2 separate regions of the Mus musculus genome follow, and region 1 is linked to region 2. A link is a loop called in an ENCODE intact Hi-C map of the cell type or tissue named here. Cell type or tissue: left cerebral cortex. All regions are shown on one strand. Each heading gives the region's core, and the rest is flanking DNA. Links, peaks and the distances in the headings are about the cores only.

Region 1 (2,926 bases), core at 276-2,775, 140 kb after region 2:
AAGCAAGTCCATAGTAGGTTCAAGCAGCTGTTGATTCAGAGGGAGCCAGAGACTGTGATAAAATCGAGAGGAAGGATGAGAAAGAACAGAGTAGATTAAGTGTCTTGGGCTTGTGTAAAGAACTTAACTATCAATAATTTAAGTCAGAATCACAGATTTTCAGGAAAAAATACCTTTGTTTTAACTCTAAGTAAAAGTAAACATTAAGGCCTCTCAAAGTCTTCAGTTTGTCTTAAAAGTTGGTCAGAAAGTAACATGCAAAGAAATATCAGTGATTATTTTATATGTTCACTACAATCACAAGCAATTAAATGTGAAAATTCAAATAGAGTGTGGATCTATTTAAGGCCTGGTGAATTTGACTCACTTTTTGCCAGTGTTTTACAAAGTTGGAAGTCAAGGAATAATAATTTTTTTTGTGAACTACCTATCACTGTAGATGGTTTACATACACTAATTTAGCCTTAGTATGACCTATGGTATATATTTTTCTCATTTTACATGTGGGGAAATTGAGGTACAGAATAGTCAAATAACTTGGCATATCACAGTCATATAGCTAGGATGTGTCCGAGGAATTATGATGCATTGTGCTAACTAAAACAGGCACATGGTATTCACTGTTATTAGCTTGTACCTCCCCAAAGCCAGACAAAATAGCCACTGACTCTAAGTAGTAGGCATGGGGCCATAGAGTCATAGCATAGCACTTGCTATCATAACATGTACAGGTACCTAGATTCAATCCCCATTACCAAAGTAGGGGAGGTATCTGAATGTTGAGGCCGGCCAGCGGCCCACATGTCTGGGTTCTAGCCCGGGAGGCATCTTGGAATCTGGAAGAGAAGAGGGAACTAGGTGACTCGGGAAAGAACGGAACCAAGACATCAGTCTGATCAAGGTTCGATTTTACTATTCCGAGACACCGGGTTATGAAGAAGGAGAAGGGGCCCATTCCCACCAAATCATCCTTGGAGTCCAGTTTCAGGTGACCACATGATAGCTCCAGAACAGCTAGGCGGCAGGCAGCAGCAGTGGGAGTGGCAGAACGATAGGGTGGCAGGCTCTACCCCTGATGTTCTCTTCCTGCCAGATTTCAGGCTGGGGGTGGGGGTGGGTTGCATCTGAATATAAGTAATACTTTTGAAATGCAAATTTAACTTCAAGAAAAGCCCACTTCCATCATGGGCATGGGGGTACACAGTTGTAATCCCAGAAACAAATGGGGGTAGGGGCCAAGGTGGGTAGGTGGCTCATGAGTTCACAGCCAGCATGAGAGATGGTGGGATGAATGAATGAATGAGAGTATGTGCCTGGACTAGTTCAACTTCCAAGTGTCCCTTCCTTACTACTTCCAACCAATTAATCTTGTATGTATAAAATACCATTAATCTTCTATGTACAAAATTTTTGGAACTGTCTCCATTACCACTACCACTCATGGGATAATCCTGGCCACCTTGACACAAGGAACATATCTGTATACAGGGTTACAGTTCAGAAATTAATATGCTGGTAGATCTATCCCGATGATAAAGTTTATTCAAGTCTAACTCTCCAACAAGCAGCAAACAGTCTGGGACTTGTTCCCTCTGGCATACTACTTCTCGTACACACTCTGTTCAAATAAGCTCAAAAATGTAGTTTGCAGGAAATGAGAACAGATTGGTTTTTAAGTTGCACAGATGCAAAGGTCAAGTAAAAGGGATCTAGGCTAAAACTTCAAGGCCGGAGTCTAGACTCAGCTTCTATCCACACCATCTTCCAGAAATGACTACAGCCCCCAGTGATTGTGTTTCTTCTTAGAGTGGCTCCCTCTGCTGCTCCAGCAAAGCCATGACCTAAGTCATAAAAGTGCTATGTGCAGTTAAGGCCTAATGGAGCACACTCTCCCTTTTCATGCTAATAAAAGGGACACATAAGGGGACGGTTATATTTAAATCTCAACAATTACACTACATACACAAAGAAGGTTAGCCTAGTACAGCTCCCAGGATGCTCTCATCTCCTTAGGGGAATTGTTTCCAATATATTTGCATGGATTCTCATGATGACCTATCCCAGGGTACAAAGATGGATACTTTAAATGATTCTTCCCCACTTAACTCTGATGTTAATTATAATGTAATGATTTCTTTGTTTTACTGACAGGATCTGGCTTTGTTACACAGGCTGGCTTTGACCTTACATTCCTCATGTCTTAGCCTACTTAAGTGGGAGTCTTACAGGTATAAACCAACACACTCTGCCACGATCCAGCATTTATTTTTAGCCATGTGCTTGCAAAGTTTGTTCTCTGAAGACTTTTAATCAGTCTCTAAATTAGAATACAGAATTACTTGCCTAACAAAGGCCAACTTGTCTATTTTTCTTTATTGTAAATCTCCATAGTGAATACATGAATTTGTCTCCCAGCTGAGCCATATATGAGAGAGTAGCCATCAAATTTGGCTATTATCAAAACAGACTGTCAATTTGTGAAACACCAACATGCATAAAGCTATGAAAGTACTTTCCTCTCCTGTGGAAAGAAATGTGTTACTTGTCTTAAAAACACTAAATTTATGCAATAAGGGAATTATCTCTGAATAGATATTAATAATTTTCTGGTCTAAACTTGGAGGTGTTAGCACACATAATATTAGTGGTGGCAGATAAGAGAGACATTGTGACGTAAAAGGAGGCAAAAATTCACTCACACACACACACACACACACACACACACACACACACCCCTTGCCTTTCCTAGTAAAAATCTTTCATTCTTGGAAGTCAGGAGCCCTGAGAATTCCCTGGAGAAAAGGTTTCCCAGCAATACTCAATGAACCAATTAGAGCAGGGGTAGAGAGGGGGAAAGTTGTTGCCTACAGCTCAGAGAATTTCCCAAGGACCTGTTTAACATGACTGCTGTCTGTCTTTAATCCAC
Region 2 (2,926 bases), core at 288-2,787:
CTGCCACTCTTTGTAATTAATATCCACACTTAGTGAATCTTCTCTACCCATTGGAAATTCTAGTTCCTTGACAGCATTTTTTCCTTAGAATTCTCTTAGGAGTTTGCTCTGTTTCTCTCTAAATTGTTGAGCTACCTAAAATAACTTTAAAACTTTTGTTCTGAGACACTAAAGGCAGTCTGAGCTTTTAGTTATTTGTCTGTCATACATCAAAAAAGTTTTTTAAAAAAAATACACTGTAAGGTATTTAGATTATGTTTTAGACTCACTGAGCATGAAATGCTTTTGTGTCCTAGAGGACCTCAATGCTACGTCAATCATGGGGGAAACAGAGCATCAACCATGCTCAGTTATTTCTAAGTGGAAATTTCTAAGACACTAAGTATGGCAGTCATAAAAAAAAAAAAAAAAAAAAAAAAAAAAAAAAAAAAAAAAAACAGAAAAAAAGGTGAAAAAGACCTGGGTTCCACTGAGATGGTTCAGCTGGCATTTCTTTCCAAGCAGGTTGAGTCTGTAGAAGCCACATCAACTCTACAAAGTGTCTTATAATATTTGCATGCATGCACATGCATGATAATGTTTTCAGAAAGACTGTACATGGGTTTGAGAATATGGAAAGGAATAGCTAAACACGGCCTTGAAGTAAGATTACGGAGACGTTGGTGTTTCCAACACTAGAGACTTTGGGGGAGCCATGCTGTCTTGTGAGAATTCTGGTTTCGTTAAATAACACAGAACTATTAAAAGAATGTTTTTTGTTCTAATCCCAGGTACGTGATCCAGGGCTACTTCAAATTGTCCATAGCAGCTGACTATGGTTTGCCTGAGGAAGGGTGAGAAGGGGATGGAGATGGGAAATAGAAAAAAGACCCCACAGGATGCAAAATACTGGCTTCAGTATATCAAGGAGAACTTTTGAGGAAACAGGCTGTATAAAAAATAGTGTGGATGTAGAGACGAACAGCAGTCACATAGTTTGACACATAGCAGGGAGCTGCTGAAAGTTTCTGGGCAGCAAAGTCAATAGTACTCAATAAATATTCACTAATTTTTATTTTACTTCTACTGACTTTTAAAATACTGCTCCCCTTCAGGAGACAGTATATATATTTTAACCATAATTCTTAATTAATGGAAAGAAAATAATTCAGCTTAGCCCATGTGTTCATGGATCATCTCTTCTTGGTTGATGGTCTCTCTTTCTAAGTTGACCAGTCTTCTGCTTTCTTATGTGTTTTTAATCTCTTGTTTCAAGGTCTTTGCTTTATTTTTATCTTTCAAACCTCACAGGAAATCCATGTTCCTTTACGTCAGTGTATAAAGAGACTATTAAGAGATTGATTCAATTCTTTCTAAATTGGCAAACTAATCTAATCTAACTTTAAAGTATTTGTTGGTAATCCTAAAGATAATGTGAGGTTTTAGTGATGTTTCTTTCTCTCTCTCTCTCTCTCTCTCTCTCTCTCTTTGTGGTTGTTCCCAGCTCTTTAAAATATATTGTGAGGTACTTAAAATATATTTTAGCCTTGGTGCGTTCCAGAAGATGTGAAGAATATCACAATCTAAATTTAAGAAAACGAACGTAGGTCTGTTATGTTTTCTTGAATCATCCTTTAAAGATCTTTCTAGTAGGGAAATCAATGGGAGGATATTTCCAAAGAGGCCAGCGTGACTCACAGACGGATGGCTTTCCAGCAATAGAAAACTACCTTGGGGAAGGAAACTACTTAGCCTCCTGTGTGGCAAGTACATTAGACAGCTATAACACAATAATTAAATTGATGAAGAGTCGATAGACTCTGAAGGGCTGGGGTGGGGGGAGGGATAAGCAAAGGGCACATAAACATTCTCTTCCATTTTTCTTTAAGAATCACTTTTATACCGTCAGTGAGAAAACAGACATTAATAATGCAACTGTGTACAGTTCTTAAGTAATGTACAATGTCTGCCTGCTAATCTTCGGAGTATTTTCTGGAAGGGGTCTGGTCATACCCCACATATTAGAGATAACTTTCAAAAGTACATTCTATTTTTAATGACAGCATTTGGGTTGTTTTCCTCTCTCATTGATGAAGAAAAGATGCACTTGAACTTGACTTCTCAAGTGTTCACCTGGCTGAACTTTGCCTCATTTTCTAAATGTACTGTGCATAAAGAATACTGGAATCTATGACTACCCCACCTATTCCTCAAAACTATGATAAAGTGAGGAAAATGATACTGAAAAAACGTAACGCAGGCCTCCAGGTTCTAAGTGAAGATCAAGATGACAACCGTTCTTAGCCTATAGTATTTAACCATGTAGATTAACATGTTTTTCTGGGATGCTGTCTTCCTCAATTACTAAATGAGTGTGGGCAGACATCATTAGCCATGATGATCTCATAGGACACCATCAGCTCTGGCAGAGTTACTCTCTGCTTCCATCAACCCAGTGTCCCTCAGTGGATACAGTGACAAGTCACAGTCAGGTGATTCATCATAACCACAAGCCCCACACCACGGGATTTCACCAGGTTCCTAATATCTGATGGTTTTCTTATCACTATTGTTACTATTATTTTTTTAAATATTTGCTTGAAATTGAAATATATTCATGGTTATCCTGAGCCATATTTACCACTAGTGGAAATTATAGCTTCAAAATGAAATGGAAATAAGTATCAGTGACTGACCTTGGAATGTTACCAAAATCATACAAAATGATCATGAAATCACTGGTTCTTTGTCTTTCCAGAGACTCCAGTGTTTTTGAAATTCCCATCACTTGCATTTTAAATACATTTCCACTATGAAAACCAGTAACTGCTATTATTAAAAAAAAATAGTTTCCCTGCTTTCTATGGTCAGCCCTTAACAATAAAGGATATTTCAACTGCTTAATGTTAGTTTGGAAAAATATGATGTCTCTTATTGTCAAGATGTC

What was found. Hi-C counts contacts between places; a loop is a spot of excess contacts. Peaks named below come from ENCODE experiments on the same cell type or tissue, not always from the same donor. Only the 100,000 strongest peaks of a DNase experiment are listed, where the experiment ranks them.
Region 1: it touches region 2 in a loop (2.1-fold over the local background); 2 of 42 quality-filtered maps call a loop at or near these places.

What each region holds. Positions count from the first base shown.
Region 1 is chr3:141,468,423-141,471,348 of GRCm38, reverse strand. The region is part of intron 1 of Unc5c (unc-5 netrin receptor C); the gene reads right to left. Among named protein-coding and RNA genes, the nearest start is that of Unc5c, 4.3 kb to the right of the region's middle. In left cerebral cortex, for the core only: a CTCF peak has its summit at 1,820 (motif pointing left); a DNase peak (open chromatin) is centred at 1,804.
Region 2 is chr3:141,612,725-141,615,650 of GRCm38, reverse strand. All of the region lies in intron 1 of Unc5c (unc-5 netrin receptor C), which reads right to left. Among named protein-coding and RNA genes, the nearest start is that of Gm15689, 69 kb to the left of the region's middle. In left cerebral cortex, for the core only: no CTCF peak of the experiment used is centred there; a DNase peak (open chromatin) is centred at 1,650.